Regions from separate parts of the Homo sapiens genome. Here regions 1 and 3 are each linked to region 2. Evidence: chromatin loops called from intact Hi-C (ENCODE). Cell type or tissue: Caco-2. All regions are shown on one strand. Links, peaks and the distances in the headings refer to the core of each region. The heading gives the core; the rest is flanking DNA.

What was found. A loop is a pair of places that touch in the nucleus more often than their neighbours do. Peaks named below come from ENCODE experiments on the same cell type or tissue, not always from the same donor. Only the 100,000 strongest peaks of a DNase experiment are listed, where the experiment ranks them.
Region 1: a loop joins it to region 2, with 2.7 times the contacts of the local background. A loop is called at or near these places in 6 of 110 quality-filtered maps.
Region 3: a loop joins it to region 2, with 8 times the contacts of the local background. A loop is called at or near these places in 3 of 110 quality-filtered maps.

The regions. Positions count from the first base shown.
Region 1 is chr10:77,491,972-77,499,719 of GRCh38, forward strand. The region is part of intron 1 of KCNMA1 (potassium calcium-activated channel subfamily M alpha 1); the gene reads right to left. Among named protein-coding and RNA genes, the nearest start is that of KCNMA1, 140 kb to the right of the region's middle. In Caco-2, for the core only: CTCF peaks have their summits at 2,691 (motif pointing right) and 2,954; no DNase peak of the experiment used is centred there.
Region 2 is chr10:77,583,865-77,591,612 of GRCh38, forward strand. The region is part of intron 1 of KCNMA1 (potassium calcium-activated channel subfamily M alpha 1); the gene reads right to left. It also overlaps the pseudogene RNA5SP321. Among named protein-coding and RNA genes, the nearest start is that of KCNMA1, 50 kb to the right of the region's middle. In Caco-2, for the core only: no CTCF peak of the experiment used is centred there; DNase peaks (open chromatin) are centred at 3,387 and 3,757.
Region 3 is chr10:77,430,915-77,438,662 of GRCh38, forward strand. All of the region lies in intron 1 of KCNMA1 (potassium calcium-activated channel subfamily M alpha 1), which reads right to left. It also overlaps the pseudogene COX6CP15. Among named protein-coding and RNA genes, the nearest start is that of KCNMA1-AS3, 84 kb to the left of the region's middle. In Caco-2, for the core only: no CTCF peak of the experiment used is centred there; no DNase peak of the experiment used is centred there.

The DNA.
Region 1 (7,748 bases), core at 756-5,755, 92 kb before region 2:
GCCCAATTCAAATGGAGGGAATGGGCGAGCATCTTGTACGCCCTGCCGGTCCCGCCTCACTGCCTACTGCTCCGTTCACTGGGGATGGGCAGCAAGATTTGACTGAATGGGAAGCCCCTCTGGTCTGTGACAGCCAGTGTGCTAATGACAACCTTCAGTGCTTGCCGACAGAGTGCAGGTGAAAATCCACACTGCTAATGAAGGTCCCTCGTGGGCTGTCCCCAACCTGATGTTCTCAGACCCTGCTCCCAACACATGGCTTCCACACTCTCTGCCTTCCCACATCCTCCCCTCTGCTCAAGCTGACCTCTCATTTGGATCAGCCCACTCCTCATCTCTCATAACCCAGCCCCTGCTGATCTGCATGCTCTGATTCCCCATAATGAAAGAGCTGGATCACCTCCTTGGCCTTCTGCATCTAATAGCTTGAATTGTTGGCCACCTGTGTACTTGTATTTCTTATTGAAGCCACTGCATTTACTCTGTACTGAGGATGCACCAGGCATCATTCTAAGCCCTTAATGAAGTTCAGGGAACTTTCCTGAGGATCCTAGCTGGTATCATCATCATCTAGATTTTCGAGATGATGAAATGGAGGTATAGGGAAGTTACCCAAGGCTTCTTTGCAAGTAGTGCTCTAAGCAAGACTACAGATGCAAGAGCCTCACGGTCTAGGTCTAACCCTGGTTCTGCACCTTGGAACCATGGACAAGTTCGTCAGTCTGTGCCTCAGTCTTTCCCTGAGTTCCTGTAAAGATTAAATGAGTTAATGCTTATATGATCCCTTTACAGATGTCTGGCACATGACAGGCACTGTCTAAGAGTCCTCGCTTGTATGGGAGTGGAGAGGAGAGGCCAGAGTATTGTAAGGTAAGATGTATTAGTGCCTACAATGTGTTATGCAATGTACTAAAGCATTCTGCATGTATTATCATATTTAATGCTCATAATACCTTGTGAAATTTTACAAAGAAATTAAGCTTAGAGAAGTGAAATCATTCTCCTGTGGTCAAAGCCAGTGAATGGGGATTTGAACCAGGTAGCTGAACACAAGTCTAAGTTTATTAACCTGAATCCTCTGCTGGTTGTCTTGACTCTCTGGAAACTGATCATGTCTTCAGATTTCCCACAGTTCCTGGCACTAGGTTGAGCACTCTAAACAGATTCAATGCCAATTGCAGGCTTCTGACAAGGCTTCCTAAATGCAGAGCCCTGGCTGCAGATCAGGAGACCCTGGCCCCTCCAAGGGCACCCCGGCTAATCAGCCTCTTCTTCTGACTTCTGACTCCACCCCAGGACAGGCATGGTGCTTCGAAAGCAGAAGTAAGGCAGCAGAACACTTGGAGAAGCCTCGCTGAGGGCCAGGGCCTGGTGGTTCGGATGGCAGCAAGCTGCCCCCAGGGACCCAAAACCCAAAGGTCAGGAATGTAGTACTGGCCAGCCAGGGCAGGCACTGCTGTGTGGTAGAAGAGAAGTCCAGAACTGTGAGGCGTCAAGCGTGAGTTGGAGGCAGGATGGCAGTGAGAATGCACGCCCAACTGAGCGAGTGCGTGTGAGTGAATTATGTGTGTGGTTCAGTTTTAGGCACTGGGCAGATTTGCAAAGCTCATCACCCTCCTAGAGTTGCCTGCAAAAGGCCACATGTTTAACACCACGTCAATCAATCAACGGAGGTGCACTGGGTGGGGAGTGTGTGGCCAACCCAGCACGGGGAGCCGTGCAGCTGCAGGGAAGAGAGCATCTCTTTCCCCAGTGGCTCATGGTCATAGCCGAGGACACAAGACTGGCCCTTGTGGGAAAATTGAGGGGACCTGTTAAATGCTGACCTCTAATGTGGTTCCAGTTGAGTCACCATATTTCTTGTGAACCTCCAAAGCACTGGAAGACTTCTGGGCCTCGCGTGGCTGCAGGTGAAACATACAGCCAATCACTCCACCCTGGAGTCTTGGTTTCCTCCCCTGCAGAATGAGAGTGACGCTGATAAGACATCTCAGGCAGAGGCGAAGGAGGTGAGCCCTGTGGGAATTTCGGCTGCCCCTGTGCCAGGCTGAACAAGACAGGGCCTTTGCTTTCTGGGGGCTGATGAGTCATATAAAGGGGATAGAATCAAACACTCAAAAGACAATAACCGCAACACAGGGCTGGGTGAATAAATACACAACTGGCTACTCAGAATGGGATAACCATGGGAGAGGACTTTTAATGCCAAAGAAACTCACCACGTTGCCTTTGACTTTGAAAAGTGATCTGTGCTTAATCTGGCATTTCGCCAATTGGACCATGAGCAATGGGGTCCCAGTCCTCATTACCCAGTGCCTCCTTTGCTTCAGGCCAGGGCTGAATAGGTACTTAGGACATTCCTAAGAAGGACTGTGCAGGAGGAGGCTAGCCCAGCTGCCTGGCTAGCCTCAGCACACACATTCCCTGGAACAGCAGCCTCGCTTACTGCCAGACCCCACAGGGGTTTCTGCAGGGGCTGGACAAACGGGCACATGGGGATGAAAAGGGTAGAGTCCCCAGAGTCAGTCAATGTCAGTGAATTGGCAGCCGCTGCTCACAGAGCTGTCTGGATTCTTTGCAGCCCAGAGAGCACCTTTCACCACCCAGATGGGGAGGCCTTGCCAACCCTGAGCCCCTCAGGGAGGTCATACGTGTGATTCTCAGACACCAGAGGGAGCAGTTTTCCAGAGAGTGAAGAAATGGGATCCGGGAAGCTTGGTGAATTCGTCTGCTGGGGCTGCCATCATAAAGTATCAAAAACTGAGTTGGATTAAATAATAGAAATGCATTGTCTCACAGGTCTGGAGGCCAGAAGTCTGACATGGAGATGTCGTTGGGGTCAGTTCCTTCTGAGGGCTGTGAGGGCACATGTGTTCCAGGCCTCTCTCCTAGTTTTCTTGTCCTTCCTTGGCTTACAGATTCATCACCGCAATCTCTGCCTTCATCTTTATAGGCATTCTCCCTGTGTGCATGTCTGTCTCTGTGTCCAAAGTTCCCCTTTTTATAAATATGACACCAGTTATTTTGGGTTAGAGCCCACGCTAATGATCTCATCTTAACTTGATCATCTGCAAAGACCTTATTTCCAAATAAGGTCACATTCACAGGTACGGAGGGCTAGGACTTCATTATCTGTTGGGGAGACACAATTCAACCAATAATATTTGAGTTCCTCAAAGGAAAAACAGCTTTTTAAAAAGCCAAACTGAAATTCCTAACATTACTAATATACTGGAACAGAGTCCCAAGAAGTAGGCTCAATGTGTGAAGGAGCTTCCCGGTTCCAGCCCCCACGTTACCCCAGCCCAGGCCTTTGTGGCCTCCCGCCTGCACTGCTCTGTGATGGGCCCCTTGCCGGCTGCCCTGACTTGGCCTGTCTCCCTTCTGCTACCTCCGCATCAGGCTGCCACACCTTGCATCTCACCACCAGGTCCACCTCGGTCACGACACCTTCCTGGTCTAAAGGCCCCAGTGGCAGTCAACCACCCAGAGGGCTGACTGTGGCTCACTCCTTTTGACTTCAGCACCCTTGGTAATCTGCACCAACAGAAACATCGGCCAATGAGTGCCGTGATTTCTCTGCCCGTTTTCTCATTCATGAAAGGGAGAAAAAACGAACTCTCCATGCATCTACTCCCAACACATTCCCCTGAGAAGCCTGCGGGGAAGCTCCCTGGGAGCCCATTGCCAAAGCTTCCACCTCATGGAGCTGGCGTGTACACAGACAGGCACAGCCTGCCGTGCTGGGCCACCATACTGGTGACTGGCTGTGCTCTGGTCCCAGCCCAAGGGGTGGGCAAAAGAGGAAAGCCAGCCTCATGATGAGCAGAGGACAGGGAAGAGACCCCCACACCAGGGACTGACCCCTCCATTCCCTCAGAGGAAGCAGAGGCTACTGAGCCACCAGTACCCCCGCGGTTCCTCCCTGTAGTTGCTCATGGAAAGCCACCAGCCTCAGGAAGTCTTCCTGTGTGGAAGCTCACTGGCACCAAGGCAGGCTGAGCCCCTCTGCCAAAGGTTCTGGGCAGCCATCGGTCTGATAAAGACACAGAGCCCTCCTTGGAGGCCTGGAAGCCCCACCCCTAGAAGGTGGTCCTTGAAAGCTCTGTCACTCATTTCTTCTCCAGAGCCCCTGAAGCATCCTCCATGCAGCTGTGCCCACCTGACCATACAGCCTGGCCCTCCCTTAGCAGCACCCTGGACTCCATTCCTACCACCTCCTTGACAACAGAATCCTGTCTGTCACCCTCCTCACCAGGTGCGGGTCTTCAAGATAAGAGACCACCTCATGCATGTTACAAGGAATGCTCTAGAAGGAGCACCATTCAAGAAAGAGAGGACAGGGCCGGGCACGGTGGCTCACGCCTGTAATCCCAGCACTTTGGGAGGCCGAGATGGGCATATCACAAGGTCAGGAGATCGAGACCATACTGGCTAACATGGTGAAACCCCGTCTCTACTAAAAATACAAAAAAATTAGCCAGGTGTGGTGGCGGGCGCCTGTAGTCCCATCTACTTGGGAGACTGAGGCAGGAGAATGGCGTGAACCCGGGAGGCAAAGCTTGCAGTGAGCCAAGATTGCGCCACTGCACTGCAGCCTGGGTGACAGAGCGAGACACTGTCTCAAAAAAAAAAAAAAAAAAAAAAAAAAAGAGGACAGGTTGAGCGCCCTGTCAGACCAGTGGGCCCCCAAAGCTATATACCATGTTTGTTTACCTACTTGATTTCTCAACATCACTGTGAGGGAGCTATGAACATCCTCATTTTACATACAGGTAAGGTAACTGAAGTTCAGCTAGATTAAGTGTGTTGACCAGGACACAGCACTAGCAAGAGCCTGAGGACACCTGGCTCCTGCTGTCACCTGGCTGTCTTCACCTGGTGTCCCACAAGTACTTCAAACTCTGCTCTCCAAAGCTCTGCTCATTGTCTTCCCACTCGCCATCCTTACCAGCCCCTACCCACACTACCTTGCTCTTCCTGAATCCTTTGTCCTCACTAGGACACCACCCTCTACTCTGCTGACCAGGCAAACAAAAGGACCCAGGCGAACAAAAGGACCAGTGTTGCCCAAGGCCTCTGCAGAGGTCTGTGCATGCATCTCAGAGAGCGAACTAACCATGGGAGTTCAGCACTGATCCTATTGTGTCCTTCCACTGGCTTTTTGTCTGAGCTCCCACTGGAAAAACCCTGCATTCTTACTTGATGAATTTTCAAAAGCAGCCAGGGCTTTATTATCAACTGTCTTTTATGAATAATCAAAGTCCAATGGGGACTCCCTAATTAGCCTGGGCATGAAGGCCATTTGCATAACATATTGAATGCCTCTGGAGTGTCAGGTACCTCAGTAGACATGATGGTTCATGCACTAAACCTCAGCATGTGACCAAGCCTATGGCCAGACACAGATGAACTTGAAAGTGATGCACTGGAAGTCGATGCCCCTTGAGGGTGGGTGAGCTCACAGAGTCTATTCCTGACACTGTTGCTCTCACCTCGTGACAAAGAACCAATGCTGCTTTCTTGCATCCACCCCTGAGTTCCAGAACCCCCGCAGACAGGCTTCCAAAAACTGTGTCCCCAAACTAAGACTGTGTGATATGTAAGAAGAACTGGCAGGGGACCCAACCTATATTATAAAACCTCTTGATCTCCTAAAAGAGAGCTGAGTTTAACCCGACTTAGATCACCAGGACAGATGCTATCACAGAATCTTAGAATCTGAGGTTGTAATGGTCTTCTCCAATTCAATATCAAATCCAGTGCTCCCAGTCCTCTTCTCCTAGGACTTTGTATTTGAGGTGGGGAATAAGGGAGAAAGTGGAAGATGTGGCTAACTTGCAGGTGAGTAAAGGAGAAGTCAGGAAGAAGTAGTGACTTGTCCCCCAATTCCCACACTCAGGAGCATGGGCAGTGGAGGGAGAAGGATGCTGCCACTGGCTTCATTTACATTTGTCCATTTACAAATACCATGGCAACAAGAGCTCAGGCATGCAATGCCCTCCTGCCCAGATTCCTGCTTCAAAATCAAAACAAATCCAGTATGCCTGGAAAACCTGCCACAGCTCAGCAAACTAGGAACAGGTGCCATCAATGTGCCAAAAACCTAAAGGAATCTGAAAAAAAAAAATCAGTTATGCAGAAAAAGAGAAGGCAGGGAGGCCCCTTGGGCAGCTTTGCTCCCTGAGAAGCGGCAGGATGGTTGTGAAACAAGGAGTGAGGCCCTTGAAGAACCTCACATCAGAGCTGCCTACATCAGTAGGGCTGAACAGGGAGGTGAGCCAAGTATCAGGCACCGGGACTCCCTGGTCACTATGGATCACAGCAGTGTTCAGCAGCAGCAGCAGCTCTGAGAAGCCCTGGGAATCACATGGCAGATACATCCAGAAGAAAACTGGCCAGGGCAGGGGCTTGTCCCTGACACAGCAGGTGGCAGCTCCAGGAAGGAGGACAAGTCCAAGCACAGTTTGTACCTGGCATGTTGGCCAGGTTAAACAGCAAGCCAGATGCAAACAGTTGGCACAAGGTGCAGTGGCTTTACCAAACACAGAGAAGAAATATCACAGGATTAAGTTCCCCTTCTGGAACTATTCATGGTTCCAGCTCACTCACCCAGACTCACAGGTCTCTGCAAGGCTTCACTTCATCATCCAGTGCTCTAGTGCAAGATCCGAGAGTAGCATTCTATGGGCAATGAGGTGCACAGCAGAGGAGCCCAAGAGAATTGACCCTCCCTATTTACAGGCAAACACTGACTGCATTCATGGATGCAAAACACGAAAACCTCCCACCAGACCTTGAAAACATTCTTAACTATAAAAGGTAGAGAATGCAGCACTCAAAATAAATAAATTTGAAAAAAAAAAGGACTGGGTGGGAAAGTGCCATTATCATCATGGCCAAGAGCACAGGCTCTGCTGTGAAACTGGCTGGACCTGAGTCCTGGCCCCCAGTCAGTACCCAGATGAGGCTGAGTAGGGCTCAACCCTCTGGACATGCGTTTCCCCAATCTATATAATGAGGACAAACAAAGCACATGCCCCTTGGAGTTGTTCTGAGGTAATGCACACAAAGTGCTTAGCACAGTGCACAGAGGACAGTCTGTGCTCAGTAAACAACTCGTGTGATATTGTGATAATTGAACTTGGAGAAACCATCTATTCTATGTCTGCAGTAAAAGTCAAGAGAACTTATTTCTGAAACAAGATGTGTTATGAAGGGCACATTTAGAAAGCACTCTCAAAATGAAGAGGAAAAAAATACAGAAGCAGAAATACTGTGAGGTCTAAGACAGATTATACAAAAAGATGACAGATATAGAGGACAGGCAGCCAATTCAGAATAAACCTAACTGAAAAGACGAAAACAAAAAAAAGTTTCTTAACACAGAAGACAGACCCAAGTCTGAAAGTCAAAATGCTCAGTAGGCATGTATATATATATATATATATACACACACACACATACACACACACACACACACACATATATATATACACATACATACATATATTTTAATTTCATGGTGAAGAATTATCAGCATCCAAACAGAAGATATCAGATTATCTATGAAAAAAAAAGAGAAAAATCAAGCTGATATCTGATGTCTCCTCTGCAAAACCCAACAGCAGGGCCAAGTTGTCATTCATATTAAAAGAAACAAAGTGCAAAGTGCGATAAAGCAGAATACGTTGTTCAAGAAGATTAAACAGGTGTTAAATTTTTCATATTTGTAATTAAGACATTAA
Region 2 (7,748 bases), core at 910-5,909:
CAGGAAGGAAATACAAGGAAATGCCTTCCAGGTAGGAAAGGAGGTATAACCATATGTAGATAAAAAAGGAACTTTCCATTTCTGTAAATTGAAGTCTTATTCACACAAGAGACAGATTGCAGGGGGCTGGATTTATGGGGTAAGATGATTAAATTCTGTGTCCTCTTTCATATGTCATGCTTTATCACGCATTACTAAGGATCTGATTTGGTGGCAATTTGTTGATTTCTTCAGTTCTTAGCTCAGTTACAAAAACGCAGTGAGCAGGACTTGGGTACCCTGCCAGTCAGCTCCTTAGGGTCAGAGAAACACCGTCAGTCCACAGTGCTTTATAACCACCCAACCACCTTAGACGGGGCCTTGGTATTCACTACCCACTCGTCCTCCCCTAGCAACAAGCACCAACAATCCAACATATACGTAAGACTTGTGGGAAGCCCTTATTTGTCTTTATAGCCACAGAATGTGGTACATTTAAGTTGTTCCATAAATGTTTTTGTTTTTGTTTTGAGACTAAGTCTCGCTCTGTTGCCAGGCTGGAGTGCACTGGCGCAATCTCGGCTCACTGCAACCCCTGCCTCCCAGGTTCAAGCAATTCTCCTGCCTCAGCCTCCAGAGTAGCTGGGACTACAGGTGCATGCCACCACGCCCAGCTAATTTTTGTATTTTTAGTAGAGACAGGGAGGGTTTCACCATGTTAGCCAGGGTGGTCTCGATCTCTTGACTTCATGATCTGCCTGCCTCAGCCTCCCAAAGTGCTGGGATTACAGGCATAAGCCACCACGCCTGGCCTTGTTCCATAAATGTTTTTAAAGAAGAACATGCTCCCTGAAATCCAGCCCATACGCCATTCAGTCTCTGACTCTGTCTCTGACAGAGACACTCAAGAGTGAGCTGGGAGAAGGCCTGGCTGTCTGACATCACCTAGGAGGCTGAGGTCTGACCCAGTCTTCCAGACCCTAAGAAGTCTCACAGAGAACCCAGCACTCGGCTGCACTTAAGGCTTCCACAGCACGCTGTTCCAGCATCACCTCCAGCTCCCTATGGGAAGCCCACACACCTGGCCAAGGGACACTGGAGCATGCACTCCCTGCACAGTCCTCTCAGCCACTCTAGCCCTTTGCTCACGTTCTTCTCTGACCCCAGAACAACCTCCCTACCCTTCTCCAAGCTGTCCCTCAAAACCCATTGATCACTTAAGAATCTCCATAGCAGATCTTTTGTACTTGGCATACTGAACTCTGACCACATGCTGGGCAGTTTGCTGGATGACAGGAGTACCAAGAGGACGAAAACACATGCCTGCTCTCAGGCCACTCAGACTATCGGGGGAGGTGAACAGAGGAACAAATGGCTGCAACTCCTGCACAGTCAGACTGGCTGGGGTGAGTCTCAGCCCCACAACGCACTAGCCGGGTGACCTGAAGCAAGTCGCTTAACTTAAAATGTCTGTTTCCTCTTCTCTCATATGAGGACAAGCATGGTACTGATTTCACCAGGCCGTTGTCGCAGTTGTATGAATTAATATAATTAAAGACAACATTTATTTTACTCAAAAATTACTGGAGTAAGAGGAGTGAAGGTAATGCACAAGCTATATTACTTGGTTTTGTACCAAGCTCTTATCAGATTGCTTTCACTAGATTGGTGCCCTGTGCACATGGCAGGCCCTCAAGAAATGTTTGTAACCCTTCCTTGAACATGCTCTGCACTTTACCCAGCTTTTCTGTTCTCATCACCTCTTCAACATTGTTTGTATAAAAATTATGTATTCTGCAAGGATGAGATCAGATGCCACCTCCCCTAATTAGGTTTACATGCTTCATGATTCCCAGACGAACAACTTCCCTGTCTTGTTTTTGGATTTCTCAGGCATCTAAAAACAGGTCCTCACCACCTTCAGTTATACCCATCCATATAGGTATACTATATGCTCCTATCAGACCACAGCTCCTTGAAGACAAATACTGAGATTCATGCATTGTTATTTGGGGCCAAGGCTCTAGCGACAGAACAATTAAAAAGCAGTGCTATTTCTGTAGGGGAGCACTCCAAAACTCCTTTCCAAAACCTTTTTCTCATAAGCCCATGAGCCAGAATGGCTTTCCAGAACCTCATTTTTATCAAAAATAGAAACCAATCTGACCACGCACACTTTATATCAGAGTGAAATGGAACATCCCAAACTTTTATCAACATGCATTTTCTGTTCCCGGTATATAATAAAGGGTCCCAATGTTTATCTAACATTTTTCTGAAATCAGTATGTAACACTCTCCACTTCTGAATCTGATGGGGCACCAGTCAGTTTCATAGTCATCACTGGAGAGACTCTGTGCCAGATTTTGTCTTCAGTTGTAACACAGGATCACATGGTCACTCTACTGAGCTATTCCCACCCACACTCTTGGTTCTAGGGATGATGAAGGGAAAAACAAAATGGTTCTAGCACCTGGATGCAGACCGTTGCATGTTCGACGTCCTTTTCTTGTGCTCCATATGAAACATGTCCCAGATCCTTCACGAGCAACCCTCCACTGTTCAGTTTCATAGGAGCGCAGAAAACAAGTCCAGTTTCAAGTAGGTAGTAATTTCTGTTTCATTTCATGAACAAAATAGAGATGCAGCAATAAATTACATGATTTGAGCCCTCATTAGTAGACAGTAAATGTCACTGTTTATTAAAAAGCTAATAATCCATTCAATTTTTTAAATTAAGCAATAAGACTCTAATATAATAAATTTGAATAATTAAGCCTAATATTAATGGAGTGAAAACATGAGGGAAGAAAGAAGTTCTAAAATCTTTATTTTTCCCTCCACATAAAACATGTTAATAATGATCCCACAGGTGAAAGAAGTTTCTATGTGCATACCAGTGGAGTACTTATTTGTCAAAGCAAGAACTCACACGTATGCTTAGATGGCTGGAAATCTCTAGGGAAGTACAGAGAACTCTCCTAACTCAGCCCTCACTATTGACTCCTAGCTCTATTTTTACCTGATCTGTTTTTATTGCTGGACTCCACTCTCTTTCCATTACATACAGCCTAAGAATTTTCTACTCCAGCTAGAAAGAGCTCTGACTAGGACACAAGTTTACAACCAGGATGGTTGGTCTGTACGTGCTGTCTTCTCCCTGCTCAATAAAAGGAGAGCATCCTTGTGTTAGAAATAGCTTGGTATCTGCGGCCATACCACCCTGGACACACCTGATCTTGTCTGATCTTGGCAGCTAAGCAGGGTCTGGCCCAGTTAATACTTGGATGGAAGAAACAACTTTGCACAACAGTTCTAAACAAAGCACAGTTTGAACTTATTCTTCCTGCCACACAGCCTTCCCACCACGTGAGGCCGTAGCATCATCTCTGCTTGGAAACTCTACACCAAGATTGCACCATCACGCCCTGAAGAAGGCAAGAAGCCTTTTCTCAGGCCACTGAATATAGGCTTATGTAAACAGGCAGTATAACTCAGTAGGCGGAGATGAAACATTTGCACTTCTCTCCAAGCATTATAATGAGAAAGCAAAACTCTTTATACAAGCTAAACCCTTTTCTACATTCTTAAGTGTCCAAACAAACTTTTCCCCAGCAGCCTGCACTTCTATGGCTTTGCATTATTGGGATAAGCCAAGAGGGAGGGAACAGGAGCCTTTCCTCCTAAGCTCAGAGAGATCAAAGAAAACAAAGCTAGAGAGTGTGAGGGATTCTGCTTGGTGAGCATTTCTCAGCAGAGTGGACTTTCTGTGTCTGGGCTGCGGGCCCCTGAGTGTCCGGTGCTCTGAGGACACCTTCAGTGGAATCTGTGGAAGGTACACATCAGATCTGCTCCCAGTAATAATGCCCTGCTTTGCAGAGGCTGTTTTGCTTTCCCAGGTGCTTTCATGTCTTTTATTGATCAACAAGCAAACACTTACTGAGCGCCTATCAGATGCAGGGCCCCAGGTGGAGTTATCTCACCGACAGATCATCTCACGGCCCCAGTCTTCAGATATATGTGCCACTCTGAAAAGAAAATAAGGCCCAGATCTGCCTTCAAGATGTTTATAGTTTATTTGGAGACATAAGCAGAGTCCCACAGAAAGAGAAATAATACTGCAAAGCACTCTATTTTAAGTTAGTCTTCCTCAAACTTTGATCATAATCACAACCACATTAGGAGCTTATTAAAAGTCAAAGGGGCCTGGATCACATCTTTGGAGATTCTAATTCCATGGGAATGAAGCCTGGGTCCCTGTATTTTTAACAAGCAGCCACAAAGATTAAAAATTTAAAACCTAAGACAGTGCCTAAGTGGCAAATGAGACAGTCACTCCTGTTGGCCGAGGTCAAAGGACTCCAGCAAGGTCAGACATAAAAGAGACCTGCAAGGGCAGACAGGAGGCTGAGAGCAGAAAGGCAGAAAGGGGCAAGGTAGGAAGTTAGGAGGGAGAGGGGGATAGGGTCCCAAGAACAAGTGCAATATTCATGTAGGGGACAGAATGCAGAAAATTCTGGATGTAGGAGAAGGCTGCCCTAGAGGATTGAGAGATCAAGACAGACAGGTAGGTCTGGAGTCCAGGGCCGTGGGACTGCAGTCTGGGCCCTGATATTTTATCATATCAAAGTAAGGAGGATCATGAATGACAGGTGTTTACTTTAGCCTGGAGGCAAAGGGTGCCTCAGGAATGGCAGGGCCATGAGAGCAGAGAATTTTAGACAGAGGTCCCGTGCTAGGCCTGGATTGAAACCATCAGGAAGACCGGAAGCTGGGCCCAAGGTTCTAGTAAGATATTTTAATATCCTGTTCTACCCTCACCACAGATCAACGAACTCAGCAAGATAGATAATATTATCTTCTTTCTGTAGAGAGAAAACTGGAGCACAAAGTGGCCAAACAGCAAGAGGAAACCTGGGGAAGCCAGAACAGCCATGTGGCTGGCGCTCATCTTTGACAAATCAATCCACTGCATTTCAAGCCTATTCAACATACATTTATTGAGTGCCTACTACCAGCAAGAAACAAGAAGCAGCAAGATAAACGGAGTGCCGTTCCTGCCCTCAGGGAGCTCACCTCCCAGGGGAGGAGCTGGCAAACATTTTCTGTGAAGAACCGGATAGTGAATACTTCAGACTGTGCAGGCCAGTTAGTCTCTGTAGCAAATGCTCACCTCTGACATAGCACAAAAGTGGCCATGCACAATACACGAACAAATGAGCATATCTGTGTTCCAATAAAACTTTATTTACAAAACATGCAGTGGGCCGGATTCGACCTGTAATGTACCAATCCCTAATCTAGTGGGTAAAACAAACCCCTTCATGGCTACTTATAAAACAAGAGAGGTGTGTTATAAATAAAACGACTTTGCAGCCCAAAGGAAAGATAGAGTAATTTAGTCTGGCCATGGATGACTGGGGAGGCAGCACTGGAGTAGGACAAGTACTTAGTTTTCTAGGTCTCAGTTAAAACGATGGGGCTGAATCAGAAGCACATGGACGGCCCTTCTTGTTCCCGTGTTCTCTGACTTGGATGTGGTGCTCCTTTCCTGCCCAGAGTCTTCCAACTGCACAAACAACGTGGCCTCTCCCAAGCTCCCTGGGCCTCTCCTCACCTCTACCATCAAGTTTTGAATGTCAATTAAGGAATAAAAATTCCTAAATGATCCTGGAAGGCTGAACACACACACACACACGCACAAAGTGTGTGTACATCCTACTGTGTCCGGAATTGGTGGGTTCTTGGTCTGACTTCAAGAATGAAGCCGCAGACCCTCGCGGTGAGTGTTACAGCTCTTAAGGTGGCGCGTCTGGAGTTTGTTCCTTCTGATGTTCGGATGTGTTCGGAGTTTCTTCCTTCTGGTGGGTTCATGGTCTCGCTGGCTCAGGCAGGAGTGAAGCTGCAGACCTTCGCGGTGTTACAGCTCATAAAGGCAGCGTGGGCCCAAAGAGTGAGCAGCAGCAGGATTTATCGCAAAGAGGGAAAGAACAAAGCTTCCACAGTGTGGAAGGGGACCCGGGTTGCCACTGCTGGCTGCGGCAGCCTGCTTTCATTCTCTTATCTGGCCCCACCCACATCTTGCTGATTGGTCCATTTTACAGAGAGCCAAGTGGTCTCTTTTGACAGGGTGCTGATTGGTGCGTTCACAATCCCTGAGCTAGACACAAAGGTTCTCTAAGTCCCCACCAGAGTAGCTAGATACAGAGTGTCCACTGGTGCATTCACAAACCCTGAGCTAGACACAGGGTGCTGATTGGTGTGTTTACAAACCTTGAGCTAGATACAGAGTGCCGACTGGTGTATTTACAATCTCTTAGCTAGACATAAAGGTTTTCCAAGTCCCCACCAGACTCAGGAGCCCAGCTGGCTTCACCCAGTGGATCCCGCACCGGGGCCGCAGGTGGAGCTGCCTGCCAGTCCCGCGCCGTGCGCCCGCACTCCTCAGCCCTTGGGTGGTCGATGGGACTGGGCGCCGTGGAGCAGGGGGCGGCGCTCCTCGGGGAGGCTCGGGCAGCACAGGAGCCCACGGAGGGGCAGGGAGGCTCAGGCATGGCGGGCTGCAGGTCCTGAGCCCTGCCCTGCGGGAAGGCAGCTAAGGCCCGGTGAGAAATTGAGCACAGCAGCTGCTGGCCCAAGTGCTAAGCCCGCTGAGCCCACACCCACCCGGAACTCGCGCTGGCCCGCAAGCACCGCTGGCAGCCCCTGTTCCCGCCCGCGCCTCTCCCTCCACACCTCCCCGCAAGCTGAGGGAGCCGGCTCCGGCCTTGGCCACCCCAGAAAGGGGCTCCCACAGTGCAGCAGCGGTCTGAAGGGCTCCTCAAGTGCCGCCAAAGTGGGAGCCCAGGCAGAAGAGGCGCCCAGAGCGAGCGAGGGCTGTGAGGACTGCCAGCACGCTGTCACCTCTCACTACCACCGCCAGATGCTAAGTCTAAATTTATTTAAATTTCTAAAGGTTTTCTCCCTCCTTCCCAGAACCTCTCCCTCCTGAAAAAGGTCCAGCTGCTTCTGTACCAGACACTCTAGCGAGACTCAAATGTTCTTCCTGACCAAATGCCCACCTCAAGAAGAACCTGGAGCCAGGAAGAAACCAAGGGTGGCCACACACCTCATCTGCCCTGCTGTGCTGGTGCCAGGCGAGAAAACAGAAATAGAGCCACGGAGCTCAACAGCAACACCTCATATGGTGCCAGCAGACAGCGAGCAAGGCCCAGGCAGATAAACACATTAAGGCAGGCTGTGCAGCGCAGGCCACGTCCAGGCCTCAGAGGGACTTCATCTCAGCCAGCCAAGGTCAACTCCATTCTAAGGCTTAGTCAGCCTCCTCCTCTGGGGGCTCAGACTCCCCTGGCCAAGATCACTCATGTACCAAGAGGATTGGACAAGGCCACGAGTGAGGCCAGGTGCCAGCAGGGCAAAGGCAGGCAAAAGGCACCACAGATCGCATGTGGTGGCAGCAAGCCAGCTGTGTATAGATTCAAGCCTCAGACCCACCTCTGAAAATCCTACCCTACTCAAGCCTGACCACCTCCTCCAGGAAGCCCTCCTGGCTCTTGCTAATTAGCAGTAAATTGTGTGTTCTCTTAACATCTAGAGTAATACTTCTCAACATAGGGTTGCGAGACCAGCATCATCAATAAGCACCACCTGGGAAGTTGCTGGAACTGCTGTTGGAAGTTCTCAGGCCCCACCCAGGCCAAGCAACTTAGAAACTCTGAGGGTGGGACCCAGCAATTGGTGTTTTAATAATGTCCTCCTAGTGATTCTAA
Region 3 (7,748 bases), core at 1,537-6,536, 150 kb before region 2:
TAATTCACAGATCGTCACCAACACAATAAAGCCTCCCCAATCCTCTCTGTCCTCTTCATGATTTTCTTGGGAAATATTCTACCCTGGCCTCTCCAGGCTGCAGGGAACTACTCCTTTTAGGATGGCAGCTCCCCGCTTCCCTGACACATCTACTGTCATCTCTTCACTTGCGCCAGTTCAGAAAGATAAAAGATCAATTTCCAGCTCAGATCAGCCAGCCCAATGTCCCTCCTGAAGACAGTACATCAAGGGACCAGTTTCCTATCATTCTAGGTAGAAAACATGCAGTGACTGGTCATTCAGTCTCTTGATGGTCTCTCTTGCCAAAAGCAGGCACTGGAGAGGCCATAGATTGGCTCCCATTCTCAGATTGCAAACAATAGAACTAATATTGACAGAGAAACTGGATGGTATGACATTCTACAATTTTGCATGGGGATTGAAATGTAATCATACCTTGAGGCCTCTGGTATTCCAGGAATCCTCTTTCAGCCCTGGGAACAGAACAGTGTCCTAGGGATTTCTCTAATCCTTTTATGACATTCTAAGCAGAGTGTATGGATGCAGGAACAGCCAAGAGTCTCAGCCAGAGGGCAGACCTGGGGCCCCCTCTTGGTTTACCTTGGCTCCAGCCAGTCCAAAGAATACACAGGCAGCTTGCAGACCACTGAGTTGAGACTAAGGGCTCAGCCCTAGGGCAGCTGCAACACAAATGCAGCAGCAACTGCTAGATATTTGCAGCATGCCCCTGAAGTCTGGTCTGTTGTAAAAAAAAAAAAAAAAAAAAAAAAAAAAAAAAAAGGCCGGGAGCGGTGGCTCACGCCTGTAATCCCAAAACTTTGGGAAGCCGATGCGGATGGATCACGAGGTTAGGAGATTGAGACTATCCTGGCCAACATGGTGAAACCCCATCTCTAAAATATAAAAAATTAGCCGGGTGTGGTGGTGCACACCTGTAGTCCCAGCTACTCGGGAGGTTGAGGCACGGGAATCACTTGGACCCGGGAGGCAGAGGTTGCAGTGAGCCAAGATCGTGCCACTGCACTCCAGCCTGGCGACAGAGCAAGACTCTATCTCTGAAAAAAAAAAAGGCTCACAGCAAAGGGTGTGGAGGTTGGGATGCTCAGCTTCGGGGCAGGAGAAGCATACAGCAAGCCTCTCACACCTGCAGGACTCCAGGCTCCCAGAGCCACAGCTGCACTCTACCTCTCTCCTTTCCTTTCCCCTTCTGAGCACCTTCGGGTTACTGGGATAAAGTAGTGCTTAATGAGAGGCCAAAGGGACTTTGCCTCCTTGAGGCTTTTTGATTGCTTTGCACAAAACTCATAGAATCACCTTATGTTCCTTCACTTAATCAGTCACTTATGAGCACTATTCTAGGCACTGCGTGAGGCTGGGAAGGCCCTGCTCACCTGTTACTCTTACTCTGTTATGCTCTTCGTAAAATCCATCAAAAACAAGCAGTCATCCTGCTTCTCTTATTTCCCCATTTCACAACTGTGGAACCCAAGTACAGCCATCCAGTGTCAGACTCATGAACTTCAGAAGCAGAAGCCTGAAGATGAGCTTTGGAGTCACTGTCACAGCAACAAGCCAACTGGCATGCAGAAATGAAGAGACTCACTCAAATGAGGGACCTAAATCCCTTCTATGGTCAATGAGAAACAGAGGCCCATGAAAGGGAAAGGCCAGATACACCCTCACACAAGGAAGTGGTGGCAGAGCCAGGCCCAGACAGCAGAGATCTCAAAGGTCCCCATTTTCAATGTTGTGTTTCTTCCATACTGTCATTTCAAAAGAGCCATTTAAGGCTGGGACACTCTGGTCCCACTCAAAAAAAACAACAACAAATCATTAAACTTTCAACTTTTAAAAAACTACCAAACAGGTTGCAAAACACTTTCTTATCCTACACCTGGGCGAGAGAGACTTACAGAGGGGGAAGGGGCAGGGAGGGAAGAAGGAGAGGGTCATGAATGGTGAGGGGGAAGGGACTGAGTGAGGGTGGAAGTGTTCATGATTGGGATGGAGTAGAGATTAGGGAGCCTTGAACCTCCCTGAAGGTGAGAAAAGATCACGGATATCTGTTCATGAATTTAAAAAGACTCCGCAACTTCATATTCAGAGAGGAGCAGGACTCAGGAATCAGGCAATGGTCATGAGGTAAGTTTCAATTTTTCAAAACAAAGGTGATTTCATTTTTAAAAATTTGTTGTTTATTTGTCAAGAGAAACTATTTATTTTTATTTTTATTTTGAGACAGAGTCTCACTCTGTTACCCAGGCTGGAGTGCAATGCTATGATCTCCGCTCACTGCAACATCCACCTCCCGGGTTCAAGCAATTCTCACGCCTCAGCCTCCCGAGTAGCTGGGACTACAGGTGCACACCACCACATCTGGCTAATTTTTGTATTTTTAGTAGAGACAGGGTTTCACCATGTTGGTCAGGCTGGTCTTGAACTTCTGGCCTCAAGTGATCTGCCCACCTTGGCCTCCCAAAATTCTGGGATTACAGGCATGAGCCACTGTGCCCAGCCTTAAGAAAAACTATTTCTTAAGCCACATATTCATGTTTTATAGTTCAAGAACACAGGTCAGTGACAAATCTCTAGGTAATTCTTCCCAAAGGAATACTTTATATTCCAAAATCACTTTGCACTCTGAAAGATACCTCATCTCCTCAAAATCTTTCATAGAATCATAATTTCTGTAGAATCCGTGTATGCCTTCTTTTTTAGTTCAGCCACAGCAAAGTTACAGAGGGTTGCAACCCCCAGGGAAATAACAAATGCGCCAACAATATGAAATCACAGATGCTCAGCCAGAAGGCCATGTATCTGAGGTTTTGTCAAAGCACCGGAAGCCACAGTAGTTATTATGCTCAAAAGGTATGTCAGCCTCAACACCAGCATCCTTCCTGGCTGATCGATTTCATTTTTTGACAGATGAGTTTGACACCGCCAATCAGTGGCACCAAGGGACTGTATCATAATATCCTAATGGTCCCGAGGCTGATTCCCACGCCACAAGGGTAACTGCAATTCCATCAAGCCACAGCCAAATACAGAATGCCTCCCATTTAGGAAGCTCAGTTAAACTTTTTATGTCACCAACACGCCCCAACCTCAGAGTTGTCCCTTCCTCACTCAACACACGGGACATTTATCTTCAACGTCACCACCTAGCTTCAAGCTTCCTTCGGCTTCCCCAACCACAGTCCCCACTAACTACAAGCTCAGGCCAGCGCTACAGCCTGCTGACCACTGGCAAGGGGCCTTGGCACATCTAGACATCTGCAGCCAGGCCTGCCTCTCACCTTCTAGGCTATTTTCTCTGTAGAAGAACAAACTGCTTGAAAATCAGACTGCACCAGAACAGGCATTCTTCCTGCTGCTGTGGAAGTGTGTCTCGTTCCTGTGGAAAGGAGGTATCTTGTTCTGGACAGTGTGGGCTGGAGCTGCTGGCGGTCAGAACAGGGAAGATCGTGTTCAGGAAGAACACCATCCCTGAGAGAACCAGTCTCCCGACACACATCTCAAGGCCAGCCTGCACCAGCTCAACCCTCTCCTAAGCGAGAGGCTCCCCTATTAGCGTGATGCATGTCTTGGACCATTATGGATTGACATACATTCTTTTGTATGAAGATATTCAATGCTGCACATGGCATCTCTCACGACAGGACCCCCGAACCCAGAACACAGCTGCTGAGGAACAGGTGCTCCATCAATACGGGTGAAATAGATGAATACGTCCAAGTGCCGGTGTCGAGCACTGGAAATACAAGGACGATAAAGACACCACCCCTGCCTCCAAGGAGTTTTTTGGCTAGTGGGAGATTCCCCCTTGTTATTTGTCACTGGTGGGGTCAGAAATGGAGTCAAGGTCAGCGGGTTTTGGACTAATCTAGAAGAAGGACTGGATCAGTGCTTCTTAAATGTGTTATTCACATACTCCCATCACAACTTCTGCCCTAGCTGCATGACTCCTATGCTATTCACTAAACATTTTTCTTTCAATGGAGTCAAATTTTTTAACTAAACAAAGATATCTTTTTTGGGGAGAGAGTCTCACTCTGCCTCCTAGGATGGAGGGCAGTGGTGTGATCATAACTCACTGCAGGCTCAACCTCCCACTTCAGCCTCCTGAAAAGCTGGGACTACAGGCATGTGCTACCACACCTGGCTATTTTTTTTTTAATTTTTTGTAGAGATGGTGTCTCCCTCTGTTGCCTAGGCTGGCCTCAAACTCCTAGGCTCAAGCGATCTTCCCGCCTCAGCCTCCCAAAGTGCTGAGATTACAGCAATGAGCCACTGCACCCAGCTTAAATAAATATATCTTAAGGATACTCCGTAACATTACCACATGTGAAAAACTGGTATCACCAGTGAAGAAATAGAAGATAACCTTCAAAATAAACAAAATAGAAGAAAACTTTCAAAATAAATGCAAAACAAAACCAGGGTATGAAATTCTAGGTAGATGCCTCCGTTTGCATGCAGTCTCAATGGGGGCTGTTCTGTGCCTTTGTTCAAAAGGGAGACAGGCAAGGGTTAAGAGATGTTCAAACAGTAAACCGAGACTTTCTCCCTGAGATAACTAGAAAGACTGGAAGAAAACTGGAAATGAACTAAATCCCTCCTTGGTGACTCAGGGTCCTGTCCATATATCACTAGAAGGTATCTGCTACACCACCTGTGGTGTGGGGAAACCATAAAGCTGAAATGAGCTTTAACATTTCTTTCAACATCCAGGTCCTATAACACCATAAGCAGATTATTTAATGTCAAAGAAATCAAGCGCATGGAAGAAAGACAGCACCTAAACAACACAGGTCTGTTGACTGAATTAGATTTCCAAAGTTTCTGGCCCTCCCAGATTCATTATATCCTATGGTCTTCGGGTTACAAATGAGGACAGAAAAGCAGAGAGAGAGGAGGGAATGTACCCAACCCATCCACCTGGCAGTGACAGAGCTCAGAGGTCTTCATTTTGGATGAACCATGGGACCCAGATGCCTATGAAAGGGGAGGACTTGTAATCTTTTTATTCCCGATCTTAGACTACCTGTGTGTGCAATATGTGTTTCCACCACTTTGTGAAGTTCAGCCAAATGGCCCTTAAGAAATGAAGGCAATGACTTGGTGGAGGCCCTGCACGTAGAGAACGTCAGAAAAGGCTGAATTGGATCCCCAGATGTTCCTAAGACCTGCTGGGGGAAGCTTGCACAAGTCTGGTCCAAAATCCGTTTGTAAGGAAATTGGTGAAAATCACAGCAAAGCTGGCCTTCACAGGCCACATACCCAGGCCCTGCTCTCAAGCAACATCAGGCTTGGATAGATTTTTCCAGAACCCCAGATAGAGCTGGGCTAACTTAACAGGTTGAATTCAAGGCGTACCAAACTTTAAAACTGGAATTGGAGTTGACTATTTATATTACAAGAAGATTCTTCACTCTCCAAAAGCAACCCTTTGTCGTCTGAGCACCCCTAAAGACTTAAGTGTTTGTTAACAGATTACTAACCATTTGGCAGGAGTGCAAGCACTAAAGAAAACTTGCAGAGAAAGGAAGGGGAGGGAACTGGAATCTCTGCACCATTGGTTCGCCAAGCTTTGTGCTACATGCTTCACTTACAGTATCTCATTTAACTAATCCTCCCAGCAGGGTTAAGAATCTCCATTATACAGAAAAGGAAACAGCACAGAGAAGTGAAGTAATTTGGCCAAGGTCACACAGGTACTACAGCACTAGAAGCAGGGGCTGTTTCCAGCAGCACATGACATGGAACTTCCTAAGGAAGTGCCATTTGCATTTTGTTATCACCATCTACTAAAACATACCCCTCTGGCACACAGTGCAATAACTATTTATTGACATGAATATACATAAATGCTAAGAATGCCATACACAGTAAAGATGACCATATGGAGCTTAAAATTTATTACAGGTCAGAGGTATCAAAAGAAAATTATCTGAATATGCCAGGCTAGCAAGGGAGGGGATTCTTGGTGCCTAAAGTCCTACTATTCCAGTCTTCTTTCTTTACACACACACACACACACACACACACACACACACACACACTCCTTCAGCCAAAATGTTCCACTTTAGTGGAGGGAAAAGAGAGCCTGGAGCCATAAGTCTAGCTTATTGCTGATGCCTGGTGTTCCCCACTCTGCCTCCCAGGATCTGGAATTTATCTTGACCACCAGACAGAGCACAGAACTCCATTACCTAGGGTGGGCCAGGGCTGCCACGGAGCAGCATTGTGTGGCTGTACCCTCCAGAAACTCTGGATGTAAGATGGAAGGATTGTAGTACCTGGTGGACAATAGGTGGGAAAGGATGGAGGGTAAAGAAAAGCACAAGACAGGGAGAAAAAGGAAGGGGAGAGTGGGAGGATGGGAGGCAGGAAGTTCGGTTAAAATATACTGTCAGTGGCACCGGATAAAAATAATAGCCTTTTCTGTGATTGAAAGCATTTCTAAAAATCAAAGATAGGAACAGCTGCTGTGCTATGGTGGTGGGATTATGACTGCTTTTGTAAATGTCTTTTAATGTTCTTATATAGTTTTACAGCAGGTAAAATTTTGGAGCAGAAAGATATAAAAACATTCATGGATAGAAAATTCAGAACAAGTCACCAAGGGGAACTTGGTTTGTGATAATTTTATAAAACAGTGTTACATACATTCCTAACCTATCCCCAGGCCCCCTGAGAGCCACAACCAAGACCCATTGGACCAAGCTTCTGAATTTCACAGAGCTTAATGGGCTTCTGATGGCAGGGGCTAGTCACCCACAAAGAGAGGCCACAACATACAGAGGCAGGAGGCCTGCACCGGGGCCAGGACCATGCTCTGTGGACAAAATAGATGATTTCAGGCAAATCCCTTACCTGGCTGACTCGGGTCGTCTTCCTTAAAGTAAGAGGCTGCATGCGATCAGGAGTGACAAACTCAAATGCTTTAAAGAGTTAGGCTGGGATCACAGAACTGAATGGGCCATCAGAGCCTATGGTGGCCTGGAAATCACACACCCGGAGGCCAAGGGTGCAGCTGCTACCCAGACCTAGGTGAATGCTGGGCCCCATGCTGCCAGTGTAGAGAAGTTGGGAATCTATACTTTTTTAAATGTTTGGTTTAATTTTAATTTTTTTTGTTTTTAGAGATGGGATCCCACTGTGTTGCCTAGAGTGAAGTGGTGCAATCATAGCTCACTACAGCTTTAGACTCCTGGGCTCAAAGTGATCCTCCCGCCTCAGCCTCCCAAGTTGCTAGGACTAGAAGCATGGGCCGCCACACCAGAAGAAAACTAGACTTTCATGTGGGCTCTAATTTTTCTGTTGGCATCCAGTTTCTAAAAAACGTAGTACCAAGCACAGTGCCTGAATCTGTAATTCCAACACTTTGGGAGGCCAAGGCGGGCAGATCACCTGAGGTCAGGAGTTCGAGACCAGCCTCAATTAGGAGAAACCCCGTCTCTACTAAAAATACAAAATTAGCCGGGCGTGGTGGTGCATGCCTATAATCCCAGCTACTTGGGAAGCTGAGGCAGGAGAATTGCTTGAACCTGGGAGGCAGAGGCTGCAGTGAGCCGAGATTGTGTCATTGCACTCCAGCCTGGGCAACAAGAGCGAAACTCTGTCTCAAAAAAAAAAAAAAACAAAGAAGTACTTCAAATGTATTATCTCACTACTCTATGATATGTTGTAAGATTGGCCCCATTTTTACAAATGAGGAAACTGAG